Linked DNA regions of Homo sapiens: all the other regions are linked to region 1. The links are chromatin loops, found by intact Hi-C in ENCODE. Cell type or tissue: ascending aorta. All regions are shown on one strand. Links, peaks and the distances in the headings refer to the core of each region. The heading gives the core; the rest is flanking DNA. Region 1 overlaps AKR1E2 (aldo-keto reductase family 1 member E2). Region 2 has its middle 60 kb from the start of AKR1C1. Region 3 overlaps LOC107984198 (a long non-coding RNA gene).

Evidence for each region. A loop is a pair of places that touch in the nucleus more often than their neighbours do. Peaks named below come from ENCODE experiments on the same cell type or tissue, not always from the same donor. Only the 100,000 strongest peaks of a DNase experiment are listed, where the experiment ranks them.
Region 2: it touches region 1 in a loop (2.8-fold over the local background); 3 of 110 quality-filtered maps call a loop at or near these places.
Region 3: it touches region 1 in a loop (2.7-fold over the local background); 3 of 110 quality-filtered maps call a loop at or near these places.

The regions. Positions count from the first base shown.
Region 1 is chr10:4,846,417-4,852,757 of GRCh38, reverse strand. AKR1E2 (aldo-keto reductase family 1 member E2) reads right to left here. Exons shown (of 10, transcript NM_001040177.3): 9 at 5,528-5,610; 10 at 4,696-5,270. The coding sequence ends at 5,228. Among named protein-coding and RNA genes, the nearest start is that of AKR1E2, 23 kb to the right of the region's middle. RefSeq lists an enhancer at 2,767-3,061. In ascending aorta, for the core only: a CTCF peak has its summit at 2,904 (motif pointing left); a DNase peak (open chromatin) is centred at 2,937; H3K27ac peaks cover 1,201 bases.
Region 2 is chr10:4,900,034-4,906,374 of GRCh38, reverse strand. It overlaps the pseudogene AKR1C6P. Among named protein-coding and RNA genes, the nearest start is that of AKR1C1, 60 kb to the left of the region's middle. In ascending aorta, for the core only: no CTCF peak of the experiment used is centred there; no DNase peak of the experiment used is centred there; H3K4me3 peaks cover 987 bases; H3K27ac peaks cover 2,050 bases.
Region 3 is chr10:5,071,603-5,077,943 of GRCh38, reverse strand. LOC107984198 (a long non-coding RNA gene) reads right to left here. Exons shown (of 5, transcript XR_001747341.2): 4 at 1-44. It overlaps LOC124902366 (a long non-coding RNA gene), which reads left to right and starts at 4,975. Exons shown (of 2, transcript XR_007062039.1): 1 at 4,975-6,341. It also overlaps a transcript of AKR1C3 not described here. In ascending aorta, for the core only: no CTCF peak of the experiment used is centred there; a DNase peak (open chromatin) is centred at 1,113; H3K27ac peaks cover 1,041 bases.

The DNA.
Region 1 (6,341 bases), core at 1,396-3,895:
TTTTTAGAACAAAAACAACAAAATAAAATGAAAATAAAAAAGCAGCAGCAATTCCAGCAGACCTTGCCAATCCATCTCTGTTGTATTTTCTGCTTGCAAACTGTCCTAACCTGCTTCAGCGTAAATTCATTAGACACCAGGTGGGGTGGCACAGTGGTGAAGGTCTGTCCCTGCAGCTGTCACAACTCAATCCCACTTAATCTAACTTAATTTCAGAGATTCTCTTCCTTTGGGTAGTCTCTAGCTAACGGTATTCTCCTTCCATTGATGGAGCTATTTCTGTCTTATTATTTTACAAGAATTAATCGCACCACAGTTTCTGTTGTTGCCCAGCATTTGTTCAGGGCCCTTTGTGCCTGCAGAATCTTCTTCACTAATGAGGGCCGTGATCTATCTTGACAAGAGAAGGAGCCTTTTTCATGCTCTTCAGCTCTTTGAGAATTTTCCACTTCCCCCTAGAGATGCTGATTTTTCTAGCCAAGAAATTGCTGTTTCCGTATCTCCTTCTGATTTAAATATACCGCCTCTGTTTAAAATCAGGGCTGGAAGTAAATTAAGCATATAATGGCTTGAACTCGTGTGACTCACCAATCCAGTCTCACAGTAATTGTTTTTCAATGATTTCCCAGGTGAAGTAATGCTGGTCACCATTGGAATAGAGTTTTGCAGGTTTAATGAGCTCTTCTGTTTCTTTCATCCAAATACTCGTCAATACTGCCAAGAAATGTTTGATTTTCCACTGGCGTCACATGGAACGGAGCTGTGTGTTCAAAGGGTCTGGCACTGTCACTGGGCCACATGCCAGTCCTGTGGGGTGGAATGTGTCCTATCTTCTCGGGAATCAACACCAAAAGTCTCACCCTCTTATTTACATAGTTTAAAAAGATTAATTCCAAGAGAAAGAGTACCTAGTTAACTGTTTCCCACATGGTATGTAATTAAAAGCCCAGCCTCTGAAGCCAGATTTCCCGAGTCAAATTCTACTTACATCACTTTACTAGCTGGGTATTTGCGGGTAATTTACTTAACTTCTCTATTCCTTGGTTATTTCATTTATAAAACAGAAATAATGGTAAATCCTACCTTTCTGTGAAGATTCAGTTAAAACCTGTAACATACTTATAGAATAGTACCTGGCACACAGAAAGCATCGAGTTAGTACTAGCTAATGTTAGGGAGGGATTGGTGTTGGAGCATGGATATAATTCTAAGTGGCAGAGGCGATACGTGACAGAAGTGCACATTAAAAATTGTAGTTTTCCTTGTTCTCCATGTGTTCAAAGTACCAGAAACCAGTTGGTGAAGACAGGCTTCCAGTCCAGCTCTAGCCTCCTAGTGAGGACTGCCAGGCTATGGAAACTGGGCCTAGAGTCACGCCCATTAGCCCTCTCTGCCCAGAGCAGAATCCAACCGGGAGTGACAATGACCACAGTATGGTGGATGTCACATCATCTAATGTTGCTAACCTAGGTCTGGATAGTTGATTTGCCCCAGTGTATGGATACGTAAAAGAATTCAGTCCTGTGAAAATATGCTGCATAACAAGAAAAAGGAACACAATGAAGACACAGGGTCTTGATCAATTTCATGATATAAAATGAAAATGTGCCCAAACCCAGCCAGAGCTGGTCGCATCACATGTCACTGTTCTGTGATCGCCTCCACATGCGTGCCTCTCCCATTTCAACTTGGGTGTTTAAGGGCAAGACCAAGTCTCCCTCATCTTTATAACTAAGGAATAACAATAAAGAAAGCTTGTTGGAGAGCTGGGGTTGAGCTTGAAGCATTGTTTTAGACACATAAAGTTTAAGGTGCATATTAGATGTCTGTGTGAAGAAAAGGAGAAATGGAAGAAAGAGAAAAGATGGAGAAATAAACGTGCTAAAATGCGAATTTTATCATTGATTAAAGTTGGGAACTAATAAATAGTGTCTAAATGCACAGTTCCAAGATTGTGCACATAGTCACCCTGCGGCACCCACAGTGAACTCATAGGAATGCCATGGGGGATTTCACCAAAGACATACAAATGGCCAATAAGCACATGAAAAGATGCTCAGATCATTAGGCAGTAAGGAATTGTAATGAAATCCACAATGAGACACCATTGAACACCCACTAAAACAGCTGTAACAACAACAGGGGCAGACCAAAACTAATGCTGGCGAGGGTGTGGAGAAACCGGAACCTCGCACATTGCTGATGCGACTGTAAGCCTGTGCACTTTGGGAAACAGTTGGCAGTTTCTCAAAACAATCAAACATAAACTGCCATCAGTCAGCGAGGCCCTGCCATCCTCCCCAAGGTCTCTTGCTCCTTGATGCCCATTTGATGCCCATCCACACCTCCCGAATCTGTTTCCAGCTTTTTAAGCCTTTGATTACCACTTATCCTTGGATTTTCCATTCAAATAAAATACGAAAGTGCCAATGAGGAGAAGCAGCTACTGAAACGAGTATCTGAGTATCTCCCAGTCTTAAAGTCAGGAGAGATGCCCACAATCATTTGACGCAGAGGGTCCCTTAAGGGCACACGTTTACACCTCCTCTGTGGACCTTGGTCTCCAGGCCCCAGAGTGGGGAAGAACTTACACAGAAGTCACATTCCCTAGAGAAAAGCAGGGAACCAAAGAAGGGGAGGGCTTGTCAGCTCCACTCAGAATGAACAGACAAGAGGGGCCGGGTTATCAATTACCATCTGAAAAGGGAACTGGGAAATACTGCTCAAGAACGAGGCTGCGTAACTTCTGTGAAACTTTTTAAGCTTTGCAGTTGCCCAGTGTTTGCCTATTTTTGCTATCCATTGTTTCCTTCCTCACTGTGATTGTACAAAGTTGAAGAGGTCTTAAAATCAAAGACAGTAAAAGGCTGCCATCTCCTGTTAAGAGCCGCAGATGCACTGGACCATTAAGTGCTTCCCAGCGCCACCTGGTGGCCAGCTTCACTCAGTTTTCATGCCGGCTGGAAGTAAATCCATGAAATGCAAATAACGTAGTGGATCCTCATTGGCCAGCTATCGTGAGACACCTGACGTATTACTGTTAACCAACTCACGCTACTGTGCAATGGAGCGCTGAGACTCATTCCTCCCAACTGCAACTGTGTCCTTGCTGACCAACCTCTCCTCATCAGCCATCCACCCCTGCCCTCCCCAGCCTCTGGTAACCACCATTCTACTCTCTACTTTTAAGGTCAATGAACAATGGTTTAAGTATAAGTGACAAGGAAAATTCACAAAATAGCAGTTAGATTTTTGACTCTGTGGGAGATAAAATACAAGTCACACACCTACACACGCATGTGTTCACAAGAGTGCTACATGCAGATGACTGTGTCACCTGCTGCATGGCACTATGCCACTGAATCCTAACACCTCTAGGTAGACAGTGACAAAGAGTTTAAAGGTTTAAAAGGTTAAGTAATTTGCACAAAGTCACACAGCTAATGAATGATAAGGAGTCACGAACATGGAAAAATTAAAGGTCCATGGTGGTGGACAGGGCCTGATCGTAGGAAGGTCAAGAGACTCTCCCATTTCCTCAGTCCTTTGTAAACAGTCTTCTGATTAAACTCTCCCTGGAAATTTGGTCAAACCATGACACCCCACCCTCAATCCTACCCCCACTAGGGCGAGGCTCCCATGAAGCTCTTGCACCAGTCATGTCTTTTCGTTTTGGTGACACCCGCAGCAAAGTCCTCTCTTGAGGCCAAGCTAGAAGGTTTCTACACATCCCTGCACATCTGGAAGGCTGGGCAGGGAGGTGGATGAGAAACTGAGGAATGAGGCAATGGCAATGATACTGGTCGCAGTAACAATGCATTCTTCCTAGAACATAACTTGGGCCAGATGCTGTCTCCACAACCGGGAGGTGCTGCAATTCCTCCACTGAGTGGACAAGGACACTGAAGGCTGGGAGGTGAGGCAGTCTGCTCAGGATCACAGAGCTAGAAAAGCACAACTTTTATCTGCAGAACCCACACCTCTGACTCAGCTGGCCTGCTTGTGATAGAGTGAAAATGGGAAGTGATGTGGAGGGGAACTGTCCCCAAACAGTCCCCTTCAGCCACTGGGCAACACCTCCATATCTTCCCTGAACCTGATGCAGAGGGAGGAGGAAATGAGAGGCTTGTTTGGAGGCTGATGTGGGGGACACAAGAAGCGGGAAGAGACCATGGAGTAGACATCAATTTCTTTCTGGCTTAACTCATTTTGAATAGGAGCCAAGGGCCTGTGAGTTGAGAAGTTATATCCCTGGAGATCCGGTATGAATCCCAGGGCACAGGAGCTAGGCCAGATTCACTGAGCAGACAGCAAAGACAGGGATCATGGCGTCTGGACCACAGGAAGTCCATTAACCCACACCCTCTACCAACGCCTGGGCGTGAACACCATGCTCTGCAGGGCCTCCTTCTGATACATGAATCTAAACAGGCTGAATGAGCAGATGTGAGAAAGTGAGCTGTATTTCATCTCCGCTATGGGGGTTCCCCAGGTATAATCTGACTTATCAGAAGACCGTATTAAAAACTAGTATTTAGGAATTAACCAGCTACTTGGGGGGCTGAGGCAGGAGGATCACTTAAGCCCAGGAGGCGGAGGTTGCAGTGAGCTGAGATCACTTGACTATACTCCAGCCTGGGTGACATAGTGAGACTCTGTCTCAAAAAAAAAAAAAAAAAGAAATTAAAATTCAGATTTTTAAGGAAGAAAAAAGCCTCTTTATTGAACTGAAACAGTGTCCCAGACTTATCCCATTTTCCTTCTCACTGGGGGAAGGGAAGGACTCTGCTTTAGAATAACCTGGGGGTCACTGGCAGGGCACAGAAGGAAGTGTAGGTGACGCGGGCTGGCCTGGGGCACAATGGGTGGAGCTGCGCAATGGGGCAGAGACACATTACACTGTTTCCTCAGCTCTGTAGATGGCTTAAATAACTCCATAAGATAAAGTTTTCTTAAAATGTGAAGGCAAATTTCACTGATGACTCATCAGTGTATTTGTTCAGAGTAGAGGCCACACAGGCTGTCTTGGAGAAACCCCATTGCCTTCACTTAGAACACACTCAATTCTCCAGATTTGTCAGAGAAGGTGGCTCTTACATCCCCCTCTGACTGTGTGGCTCCTGTCCCAGGCACAGCTGCCCTGGCGCTGTGATGACAGAGGAGGGTCAACATTGCCAATAGTGTCTGTGCATCTGGGCTGAGCAGAAACAAGGAAGGGGAAGCGTCCTCAGTATTCTATGTGGAAAGGATAGTCTTTGTGATTTTTAGTTCTGAAAAACAGAAAAACAAATCAAAAATAGGAACAAAGAATGATTATTTTTTAAGAGAAACATTTTAAATGGTATATACTTTTAAACTCCCCAGTGCATGAAATTAGCTTCATTCAGTGGCTCATCTTCAAACAGGAAAGAATTATAATGAGAAAGTTTAATTAATCTAAAATGTGTATGATAAATACCTATTCAGACACCAATCATTCAATCTGTATATTCTTCCCTCTGTTTTAAAAAGAAGGAGCCATATTTACATGGGGAACATGGCCAGTCGGAGATTCCTGTTTAGGCTGAGGATGTTATCCATATCGTGCTGTGTTAATTCAAAATCAAACACCTGGAACCAAAACACAATGTTTGTAGAAAACTTAGTTTAATTCACATTTAATGGAGCACATGTTACCTACATAGCACAGTGCTAGACCTGCAAGGGACACAAAGATGTAAAACAAACACTTCATCAGACACTTGGAACTTCCCTGAATCACAGCCTGGATTCCCCAAATGCCCTTTGATTTTGATCATGTGACTGGTGTTGGCTTGGCCTTGGCTACATTTAGGAAGCCTTGGACAGATGGAAATATATACTGCACTCATCTTAGTGGAATAAAGGACATATGGGAATTGTTAAAAGTTATAGCGGCTGGGCGCGGTGGTTCACGCCTGTAATCCCAGCACTTTGGGAGGCCAAGATGGGCAGACCACGAGGTCAGGAGTTTGAGACCAGCCTGGCCAATATGGTGAAACCCCATCTCTACTAAAAATTTAAAAATTAGCCGGACATGGTGGCATATGCCTCTAGTCCCAGCTATTCAGGAGGCTGAGGCAGGAGAACCGCTTGAACCCAGGAGGTGGAGGTTGCAGTGAGCCGAGATCGCACCACTGCACTCCAGCTTGGATGACAGAGTGAGACTCCATCTCAAAAAAAAAAAAAAGGATGGCACAGAATTTTTCCCACTGACTCTGCTACCCCTCAAAACCCCAACAAAACAATTTGTTCCATACACCTGCCAACTAGGGACCCACTTGGCCCTGGGACTATGAACTCTAACAGTACCCATATCACAG
Region 2 (6,341 bases), core at 2,607-5,106, 52 kb before region 1:
ACTATATGATGCCAAAAAAGAGACTCATTTTAGATCTAAAGACACAAATAGCTTGAAGGTGAAAAGATAAAGAAAGATATTCCATAGAAATAATAACTACAAAAGAGATGGACTGGCTATATTAATATCAGATAGAATTGCCTTTAAATCAAATTTACAAGAAACAAAGAATAAATTATATTTTAATAAAAGACTACAGCAAGAATATATAATTCTAAACATTTATAGATCTAATAATAAACCCTCAAAATATATATAGCAAGAAAGTGACAAAATAGAAGGGAAAAATATACAGTTCTACAATAATAACTGGAGACTTCAATACCCCACCATCAATAGATGATTGAGCAACCAGACAGAAATGAAGAAATAGAGAACTTGAACAATACAATAAACCAACCAACTACACCTAATTAATATATAAAGAACACTCCACCCAACAAGCACAGAGTACACATTCTTCTCAACTGCACATGGAACATTCTCTAGGATAAACCCTATGCTGGGTCACAAAACACATCTCAATAGATTTTAAGAGATAGCTATTATATTAACTACCTTCTCTAACCACAATGAGATAAGGTAGATGTCAATAACAGAAGGAAAACTGGAAAATTCACTATTATATGGAAATTAGATGAAATAGTCTTAAATAATCAATAGGTCAAAGAAGAAATTACAGGGGAAATTACAAAGAACTTGGAATACAAATGAAATCACAACATTCCAAAACTTATTAGATGCAGTAAAAGTAATGCTCAGAGGGAAACTTATAGTTGTAAATACGTACATTGAAAAGAAGAAAGACCTCATATCAATAACTTAATTTTACATCATAAGAAGCTAAAAAAAAGAACAAGCTAAATTCAAAGCTAGGAGATGGAAGGAAATAATAAGGATTAGAGTGAAAACAATAAAAGATACTTGAGAAACAATACAGAAAATTCATGAAAAGAAAAGTTTGTACTTAAAAAAACCAGCAAATTGTCAAAGCTTTAGCTAGACTGACAAAAATATAAAGAGAGTAAATGCAAATAATTAAAATCATAAATGAAAGTGAGAATGTTACCTTATAAAATAAAAAGAATTATAGGAAAATGCTATCACAATTGCATGTCAATTAATAAGGTAACCTAGAAGAAATGGACAAATTCCCTAAAACACACAAATTATTTAAACTAATTGAAGAATAAATAGAAAATCTCAACAGAACTGTAACAAGTAAAGAGATTTAATCAGTAATCAGAACCTCCCAGTGGGGAAAAGTTCTGGACCAGATGGCTTCACTGGTGAATTCTACCATGCATTTAAAGAGAAATAATACCAATCCTGAAATGCTTCCAAAAACTTGAAGAGAAAGGAACACTTCCAAACTCATTCTATGAGGCTATCATTACTCTGATACAAAACTCAGATAAAGTTATTGCAAGAGAACTGTAGACCTTTATTCCCTGTGAATATTTATTCAAAAATCTGCAGTAAAATATTAGAAAATCCAATCCCATCACATATTAAAAGGATTATACATCATCATCCAATGGGACTTTAGGAACACAAGGATGGTTCAAAGAAGAAAATCAATTAATGTAATAAAACAATTAATATAATAAAGGTAAAAAACACACATAAAAGCCATATGTGAGAAATTCAAAGGGGAAAGACTGGAAGTGTTCCCCTTAAGGTGAGGAACAAGACAAGGATGCCTGCCTTCATCACTACTATTTAACATTGTAATGGATATTCTGGCTGGAGCTATCAGACAAGAAAGAGAAGTAAAAGGAATCCTCTCTTCACAGACGATATGACCCTACATGTAGAAAATCTCAAATAATTCATAAGAAATCTTCTAGAGTTAATAAATAAATTCTGCAGAGTTGCAGAGTATAAGATCAACACACAAAAAAATCAGTTGTGTTTCCATACACCAACAATGAACAACTCAAAAGGAAATTTTTTAATAGGTACAGAGTTTTTGCTAAGAATGACAAAAATGTTTTGGGTATAGAAATGGTGATGGTCACACAACATTGTGAATGCATTTAATGCCACTGGATTATATGTTTATGAATAGTTACAATAATAAATATTACATTGTATGTATGTGATCATAATTTTAAAATAAGAATTTATAGAAAAATAACTACAGATATAATAATACCCACTAACTATACAGAACTATGGCCCACAAGCCTAACGTGCTGCCCAGTTTTGTATAGCCCATGAGCCAAAAATGGTTTGTATATTTTTTAGCGATTGAAAATGTAAGAGATTTATATTATTTCATGCCATGTAAAATTACATGAATTAAAACTTTCAGTGTTCATGAATAAAGCTTTATTGAAATATCCCCAAAAAGACCAGCTGAAATTGCTGAACTTGGATAATTGATTAATTGATATTGTTTCTCAGCAGGTCCTATGTAGGGAAAAGAAAGAGAGATCAGATTGTTACTGTGTTTATGTAGAAAAGGAAGACATATCAAACTCCATTTTGATCTGTTCTAAGAAAAATTGTTTCTGCTTTGAGATGCTGTTAACCTGTAACTGTAGCCCCAACCCTGTGCTCACAGAAACATGTGCTGTATTGAATCAAAGTTTAATGGATTTAGGGCTGTGCAGGATGTGCCTTGTTAACAATATGTTTGCAGGCAGTATGCTTGGTAAAAGTCATCGCCATTCTCCATTCTCGATTAACCAGGGACACCATGCACTGCAGAAGGCTGCAGGGACCTCTGCCCAAGAAAGCCTAGGTACTGTCCAAGGTTTCCCCCCACTGAGACAGACTGAGATATGGCCTCGTGGGAAAGGAAAGACCTGACAGTCCCCCAGCCCGACATCCCACCCATAAAGGGTCTGTGCTGAGGAGGAGTAGTGAAAGAGAGAGGCCTCTTTGCAGTTGAGATAAGAGGAAGGCTTCTGTCTCCTGTTCGTCCCTGGGAATGGAATGTCTAGGTGTAAAGCAGACCAATCCCATTGGTTCTATTCTGAGACAGGAGAAAACCGCCCTGTGGCTGGAGTCGAGATATGCTGGCAGCAATACTGCTCTGTTACTCTTTTCTACGCTGAGATGTTTGGGTAAAGAGAAACATAAATCTAGCCTACGTGCACATCCAGGCACAGTACCTTTCCTTGAACTTATTCATGATACCGATTCCTTTGCTCACATGTTTCCCTGCTGACCTTCTCCCCACCTGTTGCCCTGCTACACTCCCCTCGCTAAGATAGTAAAAATAATGATCAATAAATACTGAGGGAACTCAGAGTCTGGTGCCGGTGCGGGTCCTTCGTATGCTGAGCGCTGGTCCCCTCGGCCCACAGTTCTTTCTCTGTACTTTGTCTCTGTGTCTTATTTCTTTTCTCAGTCTCTCCTCCCACCTGAATCGAAATACCCACAGGTGTGGAGGGGCTGGCCCCCTTCAGTCCTAAGCGTGAGTCCCTTTCCCAGGATGAGTCAATCCCAAGGCCACAATCATCAGGCCGAGTGAGCTCTCTTTCACACAAAGGCACTTCTTTCCACACAGTTAAACAAATGTCTGTGCCTTTTGACTTTCTCATAAGCTTTAGTCGTTTCTCAAACTTGTGTGTCCTGAGTTGATATGCATTTTAGAGTTTCCATTTATTGGTGTTTGAAAACTGGTACTTTCCACTGGAGTGCTTAACCTTTATTTTGTATGATGACTGATTGAACTGATTATTCTTGTACTTGTCACACTTTCAACACTGCTTGGCTTGCTTTCAAGTTTCTGCTTCCGAAACCAGAAAGAAGTACATGTTGTTCATTCTCTAATCTGAAACTCATATGAAAGAAAAAAAAGTGCTCGTACATATAATCTTCCCTAACTTATTAAAATCAGTAACGAATTAAACATTTTGTTCACCTCTTTTTATATTCTAGCTACCTTCTCCAAACTTTATATGAATTTGCTTTTTTCAGCATAATTATTAATTCATGGCTTTTTATAGACTCCACTTTTCCAAATAACAATGTTAACACTATTTTCATTTTTAAATGTCACAGTGAGTCTAATAGGATTCCTTCAGTGAGCAGCTTTGCCCTTTCAGAATCATTGCTAGCAGCCTTCAAAACCAACCTTGCTTTCTGGACATAACACAATATTCTGATTTGTCCTTATTTTGCCTGCTTTAAGACAAAAAACAGTTATACTACAAGAAGACAAAATTCTTTTAGAGGGAAATAGATCAAACAAATTTTGGTCATTAGTGTTGCACATGAAAATAACTGGTGGGGGGTGGGTGTGGTGGCTCACGCCTGTAATCCCAGCACTTTGGGAGGCTGAGGTGGGTGGATCCTGAGGTCAGGAGTTTGAGACCAGCCTGGCCAAGATGGTGAAACCCCGTTTCTACCGAAAACACAAAAATTAGCTGGGCATGATGGCACGTGCCTGTAATCCCAGCTACTCCGGAGGCTGAGGCAGGAGAATCGCTTGAACCCGGGAGGTGGAGGTCGTGGTGAGCCAAGATCACGCCACTGCACTCTAGCCTGGGCAACAGAGCAAGACTCCATCTCAACACACAAGAAAGAACTGGTGGGGTAAAAGTACTACTGGGCTGGAAGATGTGTTTTTTATTTTTTTATTATTATTTTTATTTTTTGAGACAGAGTCTCCCTCTGTCACCAGGCTGGAGTACAGTGGCAAGATCTTGACTCAGTGCAACCTCTGCCTCCTGGGTTCAAGCGATTCTCCTGCCTCAGCCTCCCAAGTAGGTGGGGTTACAGTCACATGTCACTACACTTGGCTAATTTCTATTTTTAGTGGAGATGAGGTTTCACGTTATTGGCCAGGCTGGTCTTGAACTCCTGACCTCAACTGATCCACCCGTCTTGGCCTGCCAAAGTGCTGGGATTACAGGTGTGAGCCACCGCACCCAGCCTGGAAGATGTTATTTTGAAGATATGAGTTCACATCATTTTTCGAATTTAACATATGCTGTTTTTTAGAGTGTGAGGTGTTATGTGCCACTAATACTTTCCACTAATACTTTCTACTATGTTGATAGTTACTTGATTAAGACAGTTGTCTAAAAAAAGGTAAAATCAATGGAAGGAATCAGCAGGCAAATCTAAGAGTTACTGGGCTTAAAGATGAGGTAGAGAAAGAAAGAGAGATAGAAAGTTTATTCAAAGGGATGGCAGAGAACTTCCCAAACCCAGAGAAAGATATCAATATTCAAATACAAGAAGGTTATAGAACACCAAGGAAATTTAACCCAAATAAGAGTACTTCAGGCCATTTAATAATCGAACTTTCAAAGATCAAAGATAAAGAAAGGATCCTAAAAGCAGCAAAAGAGAGAGAGAGAGAGAGAAAAAAAACACATACAATGGAGCTCCAATACATCTGGCAGCAGACTTTTCAATAGAAACCTTACAGGCCGGGAGAGAGTGGCATGACATATTTAAAGTGCTGAAGAAAAATATCTTTTACCCTAGAATAGCATATCCAGTGAAAATATCTTTCAAACATGAAGGAAAAATAAAGACTTTCCCAGATAAACAAAAGCTGAGGGATTTCATCAATGCCAGGCCTGTCCTACAAGAAATGCTAAAGGGAGCACTTCAATCAGAAAGAAAAGGACATTAATGAGAAATAAGAAATCATCTGAATGTACAGAACTCACTGGTAACAGCAAGTACACAGGAAAACAGAGAATATTATAAGACTGTAACCGTGGTGTCTAAACTACTCTAATCCTAAGCAGATAAACTAAATGATGAACCAATCAAAATAATAACAACGTTTCAAGACATAAACAGTACAATATGATATAAATAGAAACAACAAAAAGTTTAAAAGCTGGGGTACGAGTACGAACTTAAGGTGTAAAGTTTTTATTAGTTTTATTTTTGCCAGTTTGTTTGTTTATACAAACACTGTTGTTATCAGCCTAATAGAACCAGAATAACCCAAGCTATCCTAAGCAAAAAATACAAAACTGGAGGAATCACATTACCTGACCTCAAATATTTTTTAAATTATACTTTCAGGTTTGATATATAGGTATACATGTGCCAAGCTGGTTTGCTGTGCCCATCAACTCATCATTTACATTAGGTATTTCTCCTAATGCTATCCCCCCGCCAGCCCCCCACCCACTGACAGGCCCAGGTGTGTGATGCTCCCCACCCTGTGTCCAAGTGATCTCATTGTTCAATTCTCACCTATGAGTGAGAACATGCGGTGTTTGGTTTTCTGTACTTGTGATAGTTGGCTGAGAATGATGGTTTCCAGCTTCATCCATGTCCCTGCAAAGGATGTGAACTCATCATTTTTTATGGCTACATAGTATTCCATGGTGTATATGTGCCACATTTTCTTAATC
Region 3 (6,341 bases), core at 1-2,500, 230 kb before region 1:
GCTGAAGATTCATTTGATGAATCGATTTTTCAAAAGAGATGATTCTGATGATTCAAAGAATTCTGATCTTAGTTCTGTTTAGAAATAACTCCGAGAACAGTTTTTATATGTTATTTTTACATTGAAAATCGGTCAGATTTGCTTCAACCTCAAGGAACATGTTAATGTAAAACTAAATGGGCACTGGCAGTGAGCTGCACCTTTTTTTTTCTTTTTTCTCTAAAGGGAAAAGGATTAAATGTTTGGTTAGTTTCAATGGCAAGCAAACCATCCTGCCATTTTACTAAGGGGAATGTTCAGCAAAAACCAAACTCCTTGCCCAGACAGGCAAGCAATTAAATCAACTTTAATGTTTTACCCATTGTCTTCAGAAATCCATTCAAAAGACAAACCTTGCATTTCCATAATAGGACACAGTGACTTGGTGCCAGTCTCTTAAGAATAAAGTACTTAGCTAGGGTAGGGAGTCAAGAAGAAATGGGAATTGTGGAACTCCAGTTTCCCACAAGAACATCATTCTAACAAGCAACAGAAGGAAATGAAAACCTATAGTCTTGACATGACCCATTAATTTCTGGGGAGATAACTGTAGCTTCCTTGCTTTTTGATTTTTCTCCCCTGGATGCCAAGAATATATAAAATCACATTTTCAGGTATCCATACAGACCCTCTTCTCTCTATGAGAGAAAAATACCCAGGGCTTGTGGGGATACAGGGCCCCTTTGGTCAAGTGATTAGTTCTTTGCTCCTCAAAACTCAGTCCAACGTGGTTTTTCCAATGTGGAGGTGGACAAGAGGGGAATATTAACCTCATCACTAAACCACCACGAATGTTCTTTAGTGAAAAAAAAAGATTATCCTGTTTAACCAGGGAAATGGCTAGAGATTTCAATGAACAATTCAAGTTCATGTAAAGAATTTAATGAGTTCAATAATCCCAATGAGGTGCTGAAACAGAGACCACAGTGGATGTGAGACAACCAAATACAAAGATATTTTAATTTTATGCATGACTTCAAAAACCAGATTTTTCATTATGTGCGCCAAGTAGCCACATAATTCTGGGCATGACTGTTTAAAACAGGAATGTGCAAATAAAGCAAAGGCAGTGCTCCTTTGGCTGGGTAATGGCGTAGCATGTCAGGAGGGAGAACTTCCCCCAGACAGAGCTCTATGCATGACAGTGAGGAATCAAGTGAGTTTTACGATATGTCTTATAGAGCCTAAAAATGAGACACATGAAAAGAGATGCTTCCAAAAACAACAGAAGGAAATAGAAGGCATGAATTAGTACAGAGCATGTGATAGTGTAAGCCATAAATGAAAGACAACAGGAAAATTTCACCATCAGTAACAAGCAAAGAAAAATGTAGATGAAGCCGGATCAAGGAAAAGCTGAACATTGGAAACTGCAAAATTTTATAAAGTAGTGTCTTAGTCCATTTCCTGCTAATATAATGGAATACCTGAGACTGGGTAATTTATGCAGAATAGAGATTAGTTTTTTACAATTCTAGAGTGGAGAGAGAGAGAGAGAGACAGAGAGAACAAACTCAACTTTTTATCAGGATTTCAATCTCCGATAACTAACTCACCTGAGATAATAGCAATAATTAATGAATGAGGCAAATCCCTCATGATCTAATTATCACTTAAAGGTCCCACATCTCAACACTATTGCATTGAGGATTAAGTTTCCAACACATGGACTTTGGAGAACACATCAAACCATAGCAAGTAGGTAACACAGAATTTTAATTTCCTAGGACACAACTACTAGAGTTGTTGCTATGATTTGAGAACTACTGTTACATCATCTTATTTAAGTGTGTTTTGTGTGTTTGCAACCGTAAAAACAGGCTTAAATGCAAGTGAAAGGTGGTTGCTAAAAGGATCCTGGGTGATTCCAAAAATAAAGGGTGAAACAACTGGGATTTGAATAGCTCAGAAACCAGTGCAGCTCAGGATATCTTAGCCCCAGCAACCTGTGCCCCTCCATCTCTCTAGAGCCCCCCTAGTAATACATCCGAGCCCCCGTGACTCCCATATTCCTTGACTTTTTTTTTTTTGAGATGGAGTTTTGCTCTTATTGCCCAGGCTAGAGTGCAATGGCATGATCTTGGCTCACTGCAACCTCTGCCTCCCGGGTTCAAGTGATTCTCCTGCCTCAGCCTCCCGAGTAGGTGGGATAGGAGGCATGCACCACCATGCCCGGCTAATTTTGTATTTTTAGTAGAGACAGGGTTTCTTCACGTTGGTCAGGCTGGTCTCAAACTCCCAACCTCAGGTGATTCGCCCACCTCAGCCTCCCAAAGTGCTGGGATTACAGGCATGAGCCACAATGCCTGGCCATTCCTTGACAAATGGCTTTTTTCCACATGACAAATTCCCTTGGGAAAAGCTCTGATTGAGAATAAGTGTCTACCAGTAGATCAATCCTTTATGGTCCGACAGGGTGTTAAAAAAAACTTATTTATGACATTTCCTAAAACACAGTGAGAAATACTTCACTCAAGGGGGGCCATGGCGTTAGATGTAGGGCCACTTAATTTGGGTCTTTCTGTGGGAGAGCGATCATGCTGGTGGGGGCCAAGGGAAAAAATTTTCTCTACCTTCTTAAGTTCACTAAAAATTCACCTAACAAAAGGCAGATTAGAAAGAGAAAAGGCACACAAACTTATGACCATGTGTAGGGGAGAACCACAGAGCAACGTGTAAACCATCTAAGTTTATAAAAAAAAAATGAGAGAGGGACTTAAATCTTGGCAAAACAGATTGTAGTGGCAACATGGGTTATGGGAGGGAGAAAAGAGGAGGCCTGGCTAGCAGAGGTCTTGTTATTGTCAACCAAAGAATGATGAGACAGGTCTCAGTAATTTTAGGAGATTTATTTGCCAAAGTTGAGGATGCACCCAGGAGACAGGTCTATGCCTTTCTCTGATTTTGAGGGCTCCAAATTTAAAGGGGAAAGGGCGGGATATTGAGAAGCACACAGTTCTCACATCAACAACAGGGGGCAGAGGAAAAATATGGGGACTCTGCATTTTACATAAGATAACACAGACAAAATGGGGTAGGTGAACAATCGGAAATGCATTTGTGTCTGTGGGGTGACCGCAACTGTAAAGATAAGCTATGGATTTGTATCACCATGGTGAAGTTTCAACAGCTCACCAGGAATTTCCTTGTGGACAAAATATGGGGGAGGTGGGTAGCCTTTCATCTTGTAGCCATCTTATTTAGGAACCAAAAGAGGGAGGCAGGTTTTTGTGTCCCAGTTCCTGGCTAGAATTTTCTCTTTGGCTAAAAGAGTTTCGGGTACCAAAATTTAATCTTCTTGCACACTATGTCAATGAAACCTCACAGATAGCAGCACTTAAGAGAAGAGATGGAAAATGTTTTCTTCAGACCTTTAAAGATGTCAGACCGTCAGTTAATCTTTCCTAAGTCAAAGGGAAAGCCTCAGAGAAAGCCTGGCTGCATCCAAGCAGAGTTTCTCTACAGGTGCAAGCCTCTCTCATAACAGACAGTTTTCAGCTGTTCTTGTATTTCCTGCCCTTCTGAATAGCCATCTTGAAATTTGTCAAAATACTTTCTTTTAGAGTATGGACCCCCAAAATCTGAGAGAGGTCTCAGTTAATATAGAGAGTTTATTTTGCCAATATTGAGGACAAATGACCATGACACACCCTCAGGAGGTCCTGAGGATATGTGTCCAACGTGGTCGGGGCACAGCTTGGTATCATACATTTTAGGGAGACATGAGACATCAATCAACACATGTATGATGAACATTGGTTCAGTCCGGAAAGGTGGGACAACTTGAAGTGGGGAGGGGGCTTCCAGGTCATAGATAGATAAGAGACAAATGGTTACATTCTTTTGAGTTTCTGGTTAGCCTCTGCAAAGGAGGCAATCAAATATGTAATTATCTCGGTGAGCAGACGGGTGACTTTGAATAGAATGGGGGGCAAGTTTGTGCTGAGCAGTTCCCAGCTTGACTTTTTTCTTTAGCTTAGTGATTTTGGGGCCCTAAGATTTATCTTCCTTTCCCAAGAGTGAAATATTTTGGTTTCCTTCAAGCTCAACTCTGCCTTCAACCAAGACAAGTGGGGATTTACAACCACAGAACAGGGTGAGGTCAAGGAGGAAGAATTACTAACAAGAAGCACCCAAGGTGAGGGTGATGTTCTTGATAGCAGCAAGGCAGAAACTCTGGAATACCAAAATACAGTCATGGCAGTCTTTTCATTTTTCTCATGTCTCCTTGGTACTAATCAAATATGTCAATGCTCTGCCCTTGGCCCTCTTGAGAAGGTGGGGTTTTCAATTCTTCATATGGTTCTGTGATCTGGGCTGGAGCTGCTCGCTGAGTCATGTGGGTAAGACTGAGAGAGAAAGGGGGTCCATGTGCTCAGGACAGTGGATGTAATTGGGCTGTCCCACTGAGGAGTCTGTGTAGGGGAGGGTTGTTCTATGTCTTCCATTATGTTACCAAAGGTAGAAATTATGGGCCTATGGGGATCTCCAATCTCAATCTTTTACCTAATTTGGGACAACTGTCAAGTCTGTTCTCCTTTATATTGGAGAATAATGTTAAAAATGAAATCTCCTGCCATTCTACAAAACTCTCTATAAAGTAGAAAATAAAGAAAATAATTTTCTTATTAAAAAAGCATTAGGGCTGGGTGCAGTGGCTCACACCTGTAATCCCAGCAATTTGGGAGGCTGAGGCAGGCGGATCATGAGGACAAGGGTTCGAGACCAGCCTGGCCAACATGGTGAAATCACATCTCTACTAAGAATACAAAAATTAGCTGGGTGGGGTGGTGCCTGCCTGTAATCCCAGCATCTTGAGAGGCTAAGGCATGTGAATCACTTGAACTCAGGAGGCGGAGGTTGCAGTGAGCCAAGATTGTGCCACTACACTCTAACCTGGGAGAAAGAGCAAGACTCTGTCTCGAAAATAAATAAATAAACAAATAAAATTTAAAAAGCATTAAACCAGGCTGCAATGTGCATCACAGGTAACATGCTAAAGAGATTACAAAGACAGAAAGAAATCTCACCCCTTTATATAGCCAAGAAATATAATCCTTACATGCATCTTCTTGAGATAAATGATAACTGGTCTTCATGTAATAAGGCCTAACACCACCATTTTTTATAACATTCTTTCAAACATTCTTTTTATAACATTCTCCATCCTAAATTCACCTGGTAATTGGGGTATCCTTCTGTGCTAGACAGTCACCTTTATCCCAAGGAAAAATAACATTTCTTTATGACAAGCAGGCAGTTGTAGCTTGGAGTAAGGGGCCCATGGAGATAGGAAGTTATCTTTCTTGATATTTTCATTTCCAAAGAGTTGTCTCTCTTACCCTTAACACAACACTGGCAGGTTGCAATTCTGGCTAGAGGCTTAGTCAGCTTTTCAAAAAACTGACATGCATAATAAAGGGACTAAGGAAGAGTTTACAAATACAATTTTTTTCTTAAGAAAATAGTCTAAGACATGAGCATAGAAGAAAAGGTCTCTATCCTTATTGGCAACAGGAAAAACTCAGCTTTTACAAATGACCCTTACATTTGCCTAGAAACTTGAAGTTCAAGCAAGCATGCTTTCTAAACAGAAGGCTTTAAAGATTCTAATTGCAGTCACATACTCTCCTCCCTGAGGTGGATCATTACCTCGTATTTTAGTGATCAAATATAAGCATTTATTTTGACTTATGCCAGGGTTTGGCCATAAATTAAACACATTTGTAAATCCCTAATACTTAAATTGCTGCTCAATAGTACTAGAACCCAGAGATAAGTGTCACATAGGCTGGTCTTCATTCCCACCTGTCTGTAGCTATTAAATCATAAGAGCCAGAAAAAAAACAAATTCTGCTATTGCTAAAGTCAAAGACAAAGAAAGCTGGGTACTGATTAACATGGTGAGGACAGGTTTTATCAGTAACATAACATCGCAGTAGAGAAGAGGTCCAGCGTGAACTGAACTGAACTATGATCTATGCAAGATGACTCAGCATTTTAAAGGGAAAATGAGGGAGAAGGGAAAGGCTGAGCAGAGACTGAGTGGAATCAGCCAAGCGGAAAATTACAAAAAGTAGGAAGGGGCTGCTTGGGCCATGTGATTAGTCCCTCTGGGTTTGCTAACTGGAACTAAGGGAAGTTGGACTCCTGCCCTCTGTGAGACTGGGAGACAGGCATTTCTTCAGACATTGCTGGAACAAATACTGAATTCTTTTGGAAGCCGTGAGTTTTCTCAGGCTGGCTCTTTAACAGGGCTTGGTTATCTATTGATGTAGCCTTGAACTGTTAGAAATTATGTT